2 separate regions of the Homo sapiens genome follow, and region 1 is linked to region 2. A link is a contact called in ENCODE Hi-C or POLR2A ChIA-PET data. All regions are on one chromosome and are shown on one strand. Each heading gives the region's core, a stretch centred on a gene start or an enhancer-like site at or near the end of the contact. The rest is flanking DNA. Distances are from core to core; before and after follow the strand shown. Region 1 overlaps LOC105370003 (a long non-coding RNA gene). Region 2 overlaps LOC105370003 (a long non-coding RNA gene).

Region 1 (6,453 bases), core at 2,343-4,842, 61 kb after region 2:
GTTTTATTCTGGGATATATTACTCTCTACCAGTGTAGCATGTTGGTAAAGTGACCTCTCTGTCCCTTTGTTTCCCTCTTATAGAATAAGGGAGGGTTGGAAGGGGTTACCACTGAGGTCTCTTTCAGCTCTGATCTTCTAGAGCTCATAAGTCAAATGTTAACATTGCTCAAATCAAAAAGTTAACTTGAATCCCTTCATCAGTGGCTAAGGGAGCATTAGAATTGAGTTCAGTAAGTTTTCTGCACTCAAAATATATAATGGCATTTGTTGACTTGGAAACTTCCAGGTCTTTTGATCTAAGAACAGGGCGTTCTGGAGTGAATGAGCAAGACAGGAAATCAACCACCTCACACATGAAGCTGAATAACAGTCTTGAGACAACACATTCAGACTTGTCCCGAGGCTCTGTGCCCACTTGTCCAGTGGCAGAACCCGAGGTGAAAGTCCACGAGGAAAATAGGAGGAAGGACATTCGTGGATAGAAGATCTGGCTTTCCACATGAAGGAGGAATAGCTCAGGCAAGGACTGGATTTTAAAATTCCTGGTCCCTCCCACCAAGTCTTATAACAGAATGGTGTTTGGTGAGCACTCAGCTGACTCACTGACTGCCAGTTGTTCAGGAGGGGTAAGGGAGCAGAGGGGAGGGTATCTCCTGGAGAGCACTGGCCACCAAAGGAAGCTCCATGAATTCAGGGGGCAGGAGAAAATGTGGAGAGGAGATGGTTCCATTGTGGATCTGCCTGCCTGGCCCCCACACCCTGTTACCCCACAATCAGCCACCGACTTCATTCATTCTGGGCCTTTGTTTCATCACAGTCATCATCTTCATCACCCTCTTCCTCCTCTTCTCCTCCTCTCCTCCTCTTCCCCTCCTCCTCATCCTCCTTCTTCTTCCTCCTCCCCTCCTCCTCCTTCTTCCTCGTCCTCCTTCTTCTTCCTCCTCCTCTTCCTTTTCTCCTCCTCTTCCTCCTCCTCTTCTTCTCCTTCTTCTTCTTCCTTCTCTTCTTCTTCCTCCTCCTCCATCTTCCCCCCTCCTCCTCATTACTATCATCATCATCACCATTTCTTCCAGTGTTTATTCTATATATTTCTGCCAATATGCTAAGTACTTAACAACTGTACATGTACTTTCTCTTAACCATCACAGCAATTTAAGGAGGTGATCACTACTCACTACTTGTCCTGGTCTGGTTTCCTCCCCCAGAACAGGTCTTGAGATAAGGATTTGTGTGTAAGTGGTTTATTTGGGGATAACCCCAGGAAGTCTTGGAGGGAATAAAAGGCAGGAGCGCAGATATAAAGGGTGCCTTGCTGAGCAGTTACCATGGTGGGTAACTGGGGCCTGGTCTTGCCATGGGCCCCTGAAGGGCTGTGAGAACACACCTCAGAGTTGGCCCAGGGAGGAAATGGGGTGGATAAATAAGGGGTATTTATTTACCACACCCCATTCCTCATTGGTTGACATTGCTTCTGGGGGCATCAACTCTCTGATACTTCTGACCATCCTGGGCTGAGCACATATCTGCAGTCAGACAGCCCTTAGACAGAGGACTAAATGTCAGTGTTTTGGCAACTGTCAATCTAAGCTGTAGTTGGCTTGAGAGGTTAGAGGGGGCACAGGGTTATAGGCAGGGCACCAAATAGCATCTATATGATTATTATTCCAATCTTAGAGGAGAAGAAATAAAAGCTTAGAGAGGTGAAGTAACTGATTTAGATCACAGAGCCCATAATGGTGGAGCTGGGATTGAACCTGGGTCTATGGATTCAAGAACCTGAGCTATTAATTCCAATGCTCCCCAGCCCCATCCATTAAAGGTGGGAATTAGTTCTAAACTGCCTTCCACCTACACCTCACCATCTCTGGTTCCAGCTAACAAGGTTTAGAGTTGAGGGAGAGGAGTTTTTACATTCATGTCTGTCACCCCTCTCTGCTGTCTCTAGGACAAGTTCAGTAGAGAGGTGGGAGGGGGTTCAAACATGAGGCTGGTGTCCCTGGCAATCATGAAACTTCCACCTTCCACATCAGCTGGCTGTTCATCCCTCTCCCACACCAATCAATGAGGCTTGAGGCTCTGAAAGTTTGGAGAAATCATTTAAACATTCTGACCCTCAGCTTCCTCATCTAGACTGTGGAAGAAATGATGAGTACCTACTTCATAAGGTTGTTGACAGAATTAAATGAGATAATGAATAATAAGAGCTTAGCATAGCATCTGGCATATAATAAGTGCTTGTTAGTTTATTATTTCTATCATGCATTATTAATTATTATAATTACCTGGGAATCTGATCTTCCACCTACAAATACTTTGTTTCTAAAATGAAAATCAGGACATTACCTGTGACAGAGTCTAACAACAAAAGGCAATAAGGAAAATAAGACAAATTCACACTTAATTTCCCTTGATGGTCTACCATACCGGGGAAGCTACAAGCTGACCTGTATATGCGTCTTTATGGAAGGGGAGAAGGATGTGTGTGGAAGCCTACAGCCATCTGGCCAGGCCCCTCTGTTGCCTGATGTCAACGTTTGACTTGTTATGGCCCTGTGATGGCCCTGCTTTTCTCCTTGCCCCCATAAATTCTGTTCTCAAGGCAGCAGCCACCAGAGTAGTCCTGTTAAAACATTAAGGCAGATCCTATCACACTTCTGTTCAAAATAAAACAATGGTTTCCTTTCCTCCCAGAGAACAGCTAAGCCTTGACGACGGCCACAAAAGCCTCCATGCTGCAGAGTCTGAACACTTCCTTTATCTCCTGCCTCCCCTCTGGGCCCTGTCTCCAGCTCCCCCCACTCCATACTGATTCCCTTGGTTGTTTTGACAGCCCAGTGCATACCCAGGGTATTTCCACTGGCTGTTGTCTCCTTCTGGGATCTTCTTCCTCCATAACCAAATGGCTTACTTCGTTGCCTCCTTCAAGTCTTTGTCAGATGTCACCTTCTCAATAAGGACTTCCCCAACCACACCATTTAAATTACAACAATCTCCCATCCCCATCGCACCAGTGAGACTCAACTCCCCTTCACCTACTCTATATATGTATTGACCATCAACAGACTATCATTTACCTATTTAGTATTAAATAGTTCACAGTTTACAGTCTTGTCTCTGTCCCTATAGAACTGTTCTCCCTTTAGAACAGTTATTCTTGCTCCCTATAGAATGGCATCTGCAGACATATCTTGGGGGCAAAAAGAGTAATTTTTTGCTCTACTGGAATCTAGTAGGTAGAGGCCAGTGACACTGCTACACATCCCACAATGCACAGGACAGCCCCCACGACAAAAAATTCTCCAGCCCAAAATGTCAGTAGTGCTGAGGTTGAGGAATTGTGCTATAGAATGAAACTTCCCAAGGACAGGGCTTTTTGGTTGATTTTCTACATTTTGCTATATTTCAGCATCTAGAACAGGACCTGGAACATAGTAATCACTCAATAAATATTTGGGGGATGAATCATCCTTAGAAACGGTCCCCAGAGGGAAGACTTTCAGAGTCTGGAGATCTCAAAAACATGCAAAATTCCTTTTAAAATCAGCAGCAGAACAAATACACGGACACGGATCGGACAGTGGGAAAGACCCAGTTCCTTGTTTGTAAAGGAATCGTTTCCACCGGAAAGAAAGAAAGATGTCCTCCAACGGCCCCACCCGGAACTCGCACATTGTGTTCTAAGTTTAACACACCTTGTGCTCTCTCTGCTGAAACCCTTGGCTCCAACCCATAATATCTCTGAATCCAGGAAACCATTATGACTGGTCAGGGTCAAAGGTTGCTCCTATTGTAACCCACTTCCTCCATCAGAGTTTTAAATTTGGAAAACGTTCTTATTGCTATTGTATGGAATGTCAGCTCTCAGATAACCTCAGAATTATTTTTATTTGTCTACCATGACCACCCCACCACACACCAAAAAAAAAAAAAAAAAAAAAAGGTTTAAAAAAACCCCGCAGAGTGGGAGGGGGCTTTCCTCAACATACTGTTAACAGAGAAAGAATCAGATAAGAGCCAGCTGATATTTTCAGCCTTTAACTGAATAAAGGGAAGGAGAAGTAGTTAAATTCCCAAAGGGCCCCCAAAATTAAATTCCAATATACTTTTTAAGATGGCTAGGATAGGAAAATGATCAGAACCCTAAGAGCGTAGCAATTTTAGATATTAGCAAGCACTTAAAACTTTAAGGAGGTTGTTCTAATAGTCTAGGACATTTCCGGAACTTATTGCCCACTTTTTATTTTTACATGAGGAAGAATTATAGTACCTATAAATATGCCCTGGAATTGTAATGAGGACAGGAGAGATATCTCTATATTTGACCAGGAAAAGAAGAAGATCCAAAGGGAATTTGGGTGATGAGGAATGCCAGATCTTGGAACTACATACAGTAATTAAATGGCAAAAGGAAGATTGTCTTGGCCAACAGTCCGGAAAGACTGGGCACCTTGCCATTTTTAAGGAGAAGGCATGTTAGAGGAAAGAGTAGCTGGAAGGTCTTTGAGGCACTTACAAAGTCAGAAAAAAAAAGTTATTTCAGTCAGTTCTGCAAATATTCAGAGCCTTTCCTCTGTTTAAGGCCCAATGCTAAGTGCTGGCAGTACAGACAGGAGACGCTAGAGTGTGATGCCAGATGCATGGGCTTTGGGTTTTGATGGCTGCTCTACCACTTACTTGCTGTGAGCCTGAGAAGCATACTTAACCTCACTAAGACTTGGTTTCCCCAACTGAAGAATAGGATGGAAAATAATCATTACCTCATGGGGTTGTTGTGAGGATGCTGTTTGACAGAGTCTCCAGCATGTTGAAAGTATTGAGTAGTAAACATTAGCATTATTAGAAGAGAAGGTTTTTCTTAAAACGTTCAGATTCTAATGGGGCAAACATCGTCATAATTAAGAGAGCAGCTATAATTTATTGTGCATCTGCTATATGCCAGGTTCTGTACTATCTCATTGAATCCCTGCAATGCTATCTCATTGAATCCCAGAAACAATCTTTGATAGACATAAGCACTGCCCAACCATATGTCTGGTTCTCCTTCAGCCCTTAGGGCAACTGCACAATCCAATACTCTTTGCATTTGGGTTGAGCCATGTGATTAATTCTGGCCAATATAGTGTGGGTTAAAATTATGCCTGTCACTGCCTTGCTGGAACATTTAATTGCCTATGTATGACCCTGACGCTCATAATCTTCTCCTTGCCACCATGGCAAGTGCCATGCCAGTTAGTGGGGTCTTGGTCATCATTGAGCCCTTGCTGCCTAGAGAGTCATATTTGCCCACTAACATACCCTGTACTGGCACCTTTCCCTTCTCTTCTCATTTTCTTACTTCTGTATCAGTACTTCCTGGTGGAATCACTTCCCCCAAAGCTTCTTGTACTCAAAATCCAGTTGCTTGTCCCTAAGGTAGTCATCTTCACCACTGAAGACAGACCTTGAAAATCCCATCTGGAATTATCTAGAGATGAACTAAACTCTCCATCAGGTTAAAAAAAAAAAAAAAAAAAAGTGGGTGTTGCTCCAACTCCTTAATCTAATTTATTTTGAACCATCTTCTGTCTATGTGAATATTGCTCTTAGTCCTACAGTGAGAATAACAGAGAGGAGGCCCCTGCTAATGTGCAAAGAACACGTAGCATGAGGAAGAAATAACCCTGTGTTGCTCTAAGCCATTGAGATTTAGGGATAGGTCATTACTATAGCATGACTTAGCTTCTACAGGCTCTCATACAACCCTATACAATAAGCACCATACTCATCACCACTCCACAGGCAAGGGACATAAGCTCAGAAAGGTTAAATGATCTGCCCACTTTCTAAATCTCACAACTAGCAAGCCCTGGGGGCAGAATTTACACCCATTTCTGTCTGAGTTCAAAGTTCACGCCCAAAATTGCTATACCATACAGATAAAAGGATCATTCATTTGCACTTAAATAAAGATTTGTAAATTATAAAACATTAAATAACATGAAGAATTTGTTGCCAGTATAGAATGTTGGAAGACTACTCAAGCAAAACCGTGCCTTCTCCTGAGAATTGAAAACAGGGCTTTAAAAACAGGCTAAAATAGGCTGACACCTCTGATATAGATAAAATGACCAAGTATAGCATCCAGAACCGAAACAACACTCAATACACATTACTATGTGGACAACAGGATGGGAGAGAGGGAGGAAGCAGGGAGAAACTTCATTTTCTGTTGCCATGTTCCACATTGTCATGAGACAGGGGCAGATGAAGAGAATCTCTGGTTACTGGGGTTGGGAAGCCTTTATTCTTCATCTCCTTCATCTGTTCAGAATGATTTCATGAGCTAATTAGCCCAAGGGTAGCCCTCAACCAATGATGAATATAAGGTAGATGATAAATGCTCAGGTCTCCTGCCTCTCAACTCAGAGATGAGACAACACTGAAGGATGTTCTATACAATCTCCCAGAAGTC
Region 2 (6,894 bases), core at 4,119-6,618:
ATCTTTTTCATATAATGACTTCTTTTCCTCTGAGTAGATACCCAGTAGTGGGATTGCTGGATCAAAGGGTAGTTCTATTTTTAGTTCTTTAAGGAATTGCCATACTGTTTTCCATAGCTCTTGTATTAGTTTACATTCCCGCCAGCAGTGTAGAAGTATTCCCTTTCCACTGCATCCACAGCAAAATCTATTAATTTTGATTTTTTGTGTATCTGCAAGACCCTTCTTACAAATAATGTCACATTCACAGATTGTAGATGTTACGATGTAGACATATCATTTTGGGGAGCACAGTTCAACCCACGACAGTAGGATTATAAGAGATGGTGCATACACTATGCTTAGCACCATGGCTGGCACATAGCAAATAGTTTTGTTCTTATCATTCTTTAAAGGGCCAGAGCTAGGCTCTAGATTTAAAAACAAGTATCTCTGATCTTCTCCATTTCCCATCTCTCTCTCTCTCTCTCTCTCTCTCTCTCTCTCTCTCTCCCCCCCTCTGTCTGCTTAGTTTGAAATCTGCCAGAAGTTGAGCATGAAACAAGGACTTGGATACAAGTAGTTTTATTGGTGGTGGGGGTAACATGGCGGGGGAGGGTCGGAGTGGGGAGGTCAAGGTGACCTCGGGACTCAGGTGCAAGGGAATGGACAGAGTGAGCCAAGGAAGAAGGAAAAGCCAATATGAGGCTATTTTTTTTTGTTTGTTTTTTGTTTTTTGACAGAGTCTCACCCCGTCACCAAGCTGGAGTGCAGTGGCACAATCTCAGCTCGCTGCCACCTCTGCCTCCCCGGTTCAAGCGATTCTCCTGTCTCAGCCTCCCAAGTAGCTGGGACTACAGGCATGCTCCACCACACCTAGCTAATTTTTGTATTTTTAGTAGAGATGGGGTTTCACCATGTTGGCCAGGATGGTCTCGATCTCTTGACCTCTTGATCCACCTGCCGCAGCCTCCCAAAGTGCTGGGATTACAGGTGTGAGCCACCACACCCGGCTGAGGCTACTTCGTATATGAAGCAGCTGTGTAGACAATGGGATATAAATACCGTCGGAAGCTGTGAGAAGTGTACGGAATACATCCCAGAAATGTCCCGTTGATGGATCAAGGTGAGGCATTTAGACCCTAACTCCACCTGCTACTGGTTGAGGGTCACCCCCAGTGACTCCTGCTCATGGCCTCGGCAGCTTCCTACAGCTTCACAGAGGCCATGGTGCGCACTTGGATAGCATACTGTCAATTTGAGTCTGAGCTTGCAGGAACCTCTGCCCGGCAGCTGCAGCTGCATTCAGAGGTGAGCAGGTATGATAAGGAACACCTTAAATCAGCTTAAGGGGGTATGATAAGGAACACCTTAAATCTCCTTAACTCCTCACTAGAAGCCAATGCATAGATATCTTCCATGATAGGCTTATTTTTTTCATGTTGTCACAGGTTGAATTGTGTCCCCTAAAAAGATACATTGAAGTCTTAACTCCCATACCAGTGCATGTGATTGTATTTGGAAATAGGGTCTTTGCAGATGGAGTCAAGTTAAGATGAGGTCCTCAGGGTGGCCCCTGCTCCAATATGATGGGGGTGCCTTAATAAGAGGAAGAGAAATGGCAGAGGCTGCCATGCACAGGGGAAAAATGTGAAGACACACAGGACAGGGTCCACATGATGATGGAGGCAGAGATTGGACTGATGCATCTACAAGCTAAGGAATGCCAAAGATTGCCAGCAACCAGGAGATGCTAAGAGAAAGACATGGAGCACATTCTCTCCTAGAGCCTTCAGAGAGAACACGGCCCCGCTAACACCTTGATTTGTAACTTCTAGCCTTCAGAACTGCAAGAGTATCCATTTCTCTTGTTTTAAGTCACCCAGTCTGTGGTGCTTGGCTATGGTAGTCCTAGGAAATGAATAAACATGCTCATTAATTCATTCTAGCAATGCCTGGATGTGTTTTATGGGATAGAAAGGGCTCGCAAGTTCATTACTTAAACCAATCTTTGAGCCTCATTTTGGCTCAAATAGAACCCCACTGACCATGGGAGGGTTCAGGGGGGATCTGGGTTGGAAACATGTGTCCTCTTCCAAATTGCTATGCAGCTCACCCACACCATCTGCCAGCATTCTTCACCCCCTCCCCTACTGCAGACCTGTTCCCGAGATAGCTCTGCTCCCAACATCCCTGAGAGTAATATCTTGACCAACTCAGGGACCACCTTATAAAAGACTCAAGACTTCACTTGCCAGGTACAATCGCATCCATTTGCACTTCTTTAAACTGCATGCTATTCAGCTTCCCTTCCATCATCACAGTGGACTCCACTTTGAATCCTCCCAGGCTAGAATTGTAGAGTGCATGGGCCCTTGGGATTATCAACGCTCATCCTTCCCACTTTACTCTTGGAGAAATATTATAACTTTACCACCTATCACCCTAGGCCTGAGTCCTGCTCCAGGGTGGAATAGGAGTTCTGGCTTTCTCCTCCCAAACCATCTGTTCATTCTGACCTTGGTCACATTCCCTTTTTTGCAGGGGAGTGGTGCTGGGAGCATAGCGTCTTCATGCCATCTCTTCTGCTTGTGCCTGGATTGTAGCCTTAAAGATTTTATCCAGAATGTAATGTAGGCAGGAAATTCCCACCAATACCAAGGGGCTAATGACAGCCATTGTGTTTCCTTATGAAAAGCAGGGGTCAGCACCTTTAGTTGGGGAATAAATTACGAATTTGTCTTCAGTGTGTTTCTCACAGTTTCTCCTACTGTGCTGGGTGTACTAAAGACAGATGACACCCTACCCCAAAGTCAGTGTAGAAATGCAGAGAAGCTTGAGAACATGAAATAGAAGATAAGAACAGAGAGAACGGGGGAGCAGAGGGAAGAAGAAGAGAAAAGAAATCTTCAGGAACACATAGAAAACTATCTGCTGGTTAAATTCCAGGCTTTGAAATGCAAAGAATGGCATGTTCCAGTAGCTTTTTATAGACCTATGCTCTACAACATTAGAAACAAGCACAGCGGACACATAATTTCATGGTTACATCCCGATTTGGTTATTTTTGCCAGTGCAGCTAAGGGATACCCTGATCAGTAAAATCCAGATAATTTCCAAAGCTGTTGCATCAAATCCTTTGGCTTAGTCCTTCCTGCAAAACACAGGATCACTCCCTGACATTGCCAGAAAACTGTTACTGCAGACTGGCATTTCACCTTCTTTAAATGATTCTGACCACTTTCCCCAAATACAGAGGTGTTTCCAAAGTAGGAAGAACAGATAAATGTGCCAGGCACAGCATGCCTGTAGTCCCAGCTACTCAAGAGGCTGAGGCAGGAGGATTGCTTGAGATCAGGAGTTTGAGACTAGCCTGAGCAACGTAGCAAGACCGCATCTCAAAAAAAAGTTATAAAAAATTATAAAACAATAGACTACACTCCATCTTCACCCACCTCCAAAACACACAAAGGAATTCTTGTTTTCATGGTGCATGCCTGGGTCATTTCTGCAGGTGATTCATTAAAACACCTGGTTTGGAGTCATAAATTGTACACCCGTTAAGTATACATATGTTAGTTACTGCTGTGTAACAAACTAACCCAGAACTTGGTGGCTCAAAGCAACAACCATCTTACTTGAGTCTAGTTGTCTAGTTGTCTAGAGACAAGTTGTCTAGTTCTACTGATGTGGGCTAGGTACAGCTGTCTTACTCATGCATCTGTGGTCAGCGGATAGGTTGGCTGGGGGCTGGCTGGTTTAGGATGTCCTCAGCTGGGATGACTCATACCTTTCCAGTAGAGGGTGTTGTCATGGTGGTGACTAGCAGAAAAAAAAAAAAAAAACGACAAAACAAAACACAGTTTCCAGTGTCTGAAGTGAGTTTGTTACCACCCCATTGTCCAAAACAGGTCACATGCTCAAGCCACAAACTGTGTAGGGCACTACCAAAGGTTATAGGCACAGGGAGACATCAAAATGAGATGCATGTCTCCAATCAATTTACTAGAGGGTAGAAACTGCACAGGTAGCTATTCAACAATAGTATGCTAGCTACATACAGAAAACAAAATGAAAAGTTTGGAAAATTATCTGATCATCCCCTTGATCAGTCATCAGAAAACATTTTAGTAAAGAGCTAGGTAGTAAAATTGCAGGCTTGCAGAACGTGCAGTCTCTGTCACAGCTACTCAAGTGTGCCACTGTAGCATGAAAGCAGCTATGGAATACATAAATGAATGAGTGTGGCTGTGTTCCAATAAAACTTTATTTGCAAAAACAGGGGGCTAGCCCATGATCTTGGTCATCATTCATGAAACTGACATTTGCTGGGGTCAGACTATGGGCCAGGCACTGTGGATGTGAAGATGAATAAAACATGTCCCAATGAGCTTTCAGCCTAATATGGAGACTGGCATACTGTAAGAGCTCAACAAATACGCAGTGAGTTAACATTAATGGGAAGATAGGTAATAAAGAAACACAATGGAAAGGAATGTTGCTGGGGCCATAGAAGTCTAGACAGGGTGCAAGGGATAGGAAGAAAGAGGCTTCCAGGAAGAGGTTACGTTTGAAGACTGTGTAGGCGTTCTCACAAGCATATCTAGGGTAGAGTTTGGAATTCCAGGCTGAGGGAACAGAGAGATTAGAGACCAGGTGATGAAAAAGAACTTGGCGAATATTTAAGCGGGGCTGGACCAAAGGGTGTTTCATTTAGCTTTCAATTTTTTTGGCTGGGTCTAGATTCTTTTAAGCCTAAATTATTCGAAGGTTCAAATTTCCGCAATCCTTGGGGAATACCCAGTACCTGAGGTATTATGACAGCATGTCTTTTCGCCCTACCAAATTTAAAGAAGCGATATGGCGCATAGAGAATGAACCAGATTAGGAATCAGAACTGGGCTCTAATTTCCCTCACTCCTCTCATTGCTCCCTGGATAACCATGACCATTTCACATGCCTCTTTATGCCTCAATTCCCCTAACTACAAAACGGGGGAAATAATGTCTCATAAGATCGCTGTAAGAATTCCAAGAAATATCTACGATGTGCTTAAACACACTGCCTGGTTGGGGATAAACACTCAGAAATGCTAGCTAGCTATCCTCATCTTCATTGTTATCATTGTTGATCATCATTGCCATCTTCATTTACTCTTCTCTCTACCCAATCCGTCCTTGAAACTCCCTACCCCAGACACTGAAGCCTCCAGAGATGAACCCAGAACTGGCTCCAGAAACAAGTCCCCCACCCCCTGCTGTTTGTTGGGTGGGGTGAGTCGGGGGACGCTGTCTGAGTCTCTGTTGTGTGCACAGCCAGCGAAGATGCCTAGAGCAGGGTTGGAGACAGGCAGTGGCGGAGGCTGCGAGTTGCTCGCCAACAAACAAAAGTTGCCTTTCATCTGATCCAGTGCTCCCGAAGAGGAATCACTTCCTCCTGCCTGGGCGTTTATGAAAGCCGACAGCAGAGGCGAGAAAACAGCCAGCTCTTTCTGCGCGTGATAAAACCATTACAATCAATTTAGGCAGCTCACAGGCGCGCAGACACTCTGTGTCGACTGGATTCTGTTACCGGGAGTGGGGTGGGGGGAGCTGGGGCGGGGTGGGGGGCGCGAGGGGGGCCTTCTGGGAGACTGGAGCATTCGGCCTTCCGCGGATGGGCCCCATTACGGCTGCAGGCTGGCGCCACTGCTGCGGGGGCTCGCTACCCAATGAAAGTGTCATCCAACTGGAAGATGGGGGGGCTACCAGTGTTAGCTTAACTCCTGCGGTCTCGCAGACTAATTGCTCACGGTGGAAACACGCCTCAAAGTGCTTTGGCCTCGTCAATAATAGGGTATCAGATGCTTTCCATTCCACAGCGCATTGATCTGTTTCCTCCCCAGGCCTCCTCCTGGCTCCGCTCCCTGGCGTCCCCCCACCGGTGCTGCCCTGGCTTCTACCTCTGATGACTCTTCTTCCTTTTTTTTTTTTATAAGTGTTTTCTAAGCGTGTGTTTAGCATGAGTGGTGCCTAAGTGCTAATTGTTACACCACAGATTGATTGGCGACGAGATGGCTTGCCAAGTTCCTCCAGTCTCCCGGGGGGAGGAGGGCGGGGCGGAGGGAGGAAGGGTGGGGAGGGCTTAGGGTGGGGGTGGCAGCGGTTGTCGGAGGGAGGAGGAGAGGGGAATCCTTGATACTTCTGAGTTGCCTCTGAATCTATGTCTTTCTGGGTTGGAAACTCGTGCCTGCCGTCGGGGAGATTCAGTGAGGGGGCAACCTCTACTGATACTTTGTTATTTGAGAAAATGGCATTGCTTTCTTTGCCAGTGCTGAATAAACCCTGGAACAGGCTGCAGCTGATGGAATCAAGCAGGGAGGATAAGTAGTGGGGTCAAACGTCCTTGCTGTCCCGGGCAGGGAGCACGTTGTTTTATCCATGACACCCCCTCAACAACCCCCAGTCCAGGTCTAGGTTAGGGTCCCTGCCAAATGCCCTGAGAAATAGAAGTCTGTACTTAGCCCATCATCCCTTTTTGGAGTTACTTATTATCTGGTGCTTTCCACTGACCTGTTTTCCACAATGGTGGGAACCTAACGCGGAGCGTGTCAGGTTCATGTTGCCCCCAAAACATTTATTCTCATTCATCCAGACCACTGGGTTTTGAGGTCTTTGGAAAATGGGGTTAGCTGAGCCTGTCAAGATTCCCGCAGGTGGGATTCCTTTGACACCTAAAATCCTTCCAAAGGCAATGCTGGATGCTTCCTTATAAGGCATAGAAACTCTGTCTTGGCAATGAATACGCTGAAACACTTGCACCTGACAGGTGAACCTAAAATCTTTGGGTGTGTGCCTAGTTCAAATGAGACAGCATGGAGTCTATTAATCCAGTTGTGAAATCCAACCAGCTTTGGAGAGCAGCTTCTGACCCACT

What was found. A loop is a pair of places that touch in the nucleus more often than their neighbours do. ChIA-PET counts read pairs that join two places held with the same protein, here RNA polymerase II (POLR2A). Pooled maps may share reads with other maps.
Region 1: a loop to region 2 is called in a map of cardiac septum, with 7 times the contacts of the local background. The contact joins two enhancer-like sites. A Hi-C loop is called at or near these places in 1 of 168 maps with a recorded cell type or tissue (cardiac septum) and 3 of 50 pooled maps. POLR2A ChIA-PET finds 5 or more read pairs at or near these places in 2 of 52 experiments (HEK293 and WTC11).

The regions. Positions count from the first base shown.
Region 1 is chr12:115,656,904-115,663,356 of GRCh38, forward strand. All of the region lies in intron 1 of LOC105370003 (a long non-coding RNA gene), which reads right to left. Among named protein-coding and RNA genes, the nearest start is that of LINC02463, 230 kb to the right of the region's middle. Within about 2 kb of position 3,593, at least 6 of the 41 ENCODE cell types and tissues checked have a DNase peak (open chromatin) inside an H3K27ac peak, as active enhancers do.
Region 2 is chr12:115,593,649-115,600,542 of GRCh38, forward strand. All of the region lies in intron 1 of LOC105370003 (a long non-coding RNA gene), which reads right to left. It overlaps LOC105370002 (a long non-coding RNA gene), which reads right to left. Exons shown (of 6, transcript NR_188487.1): 4 at 3,693-3,801. Among named protein-coding and RNA genes, the nearest start is that of LINC02463, 290 kb to the right of the region's middle. Within about 2 kb of position 5,369, at least 4 of the 41 ENCODE cell types and tissues checked have a DNase peak (open chromatin) inside an H3K27ac peak, as active enhancers do.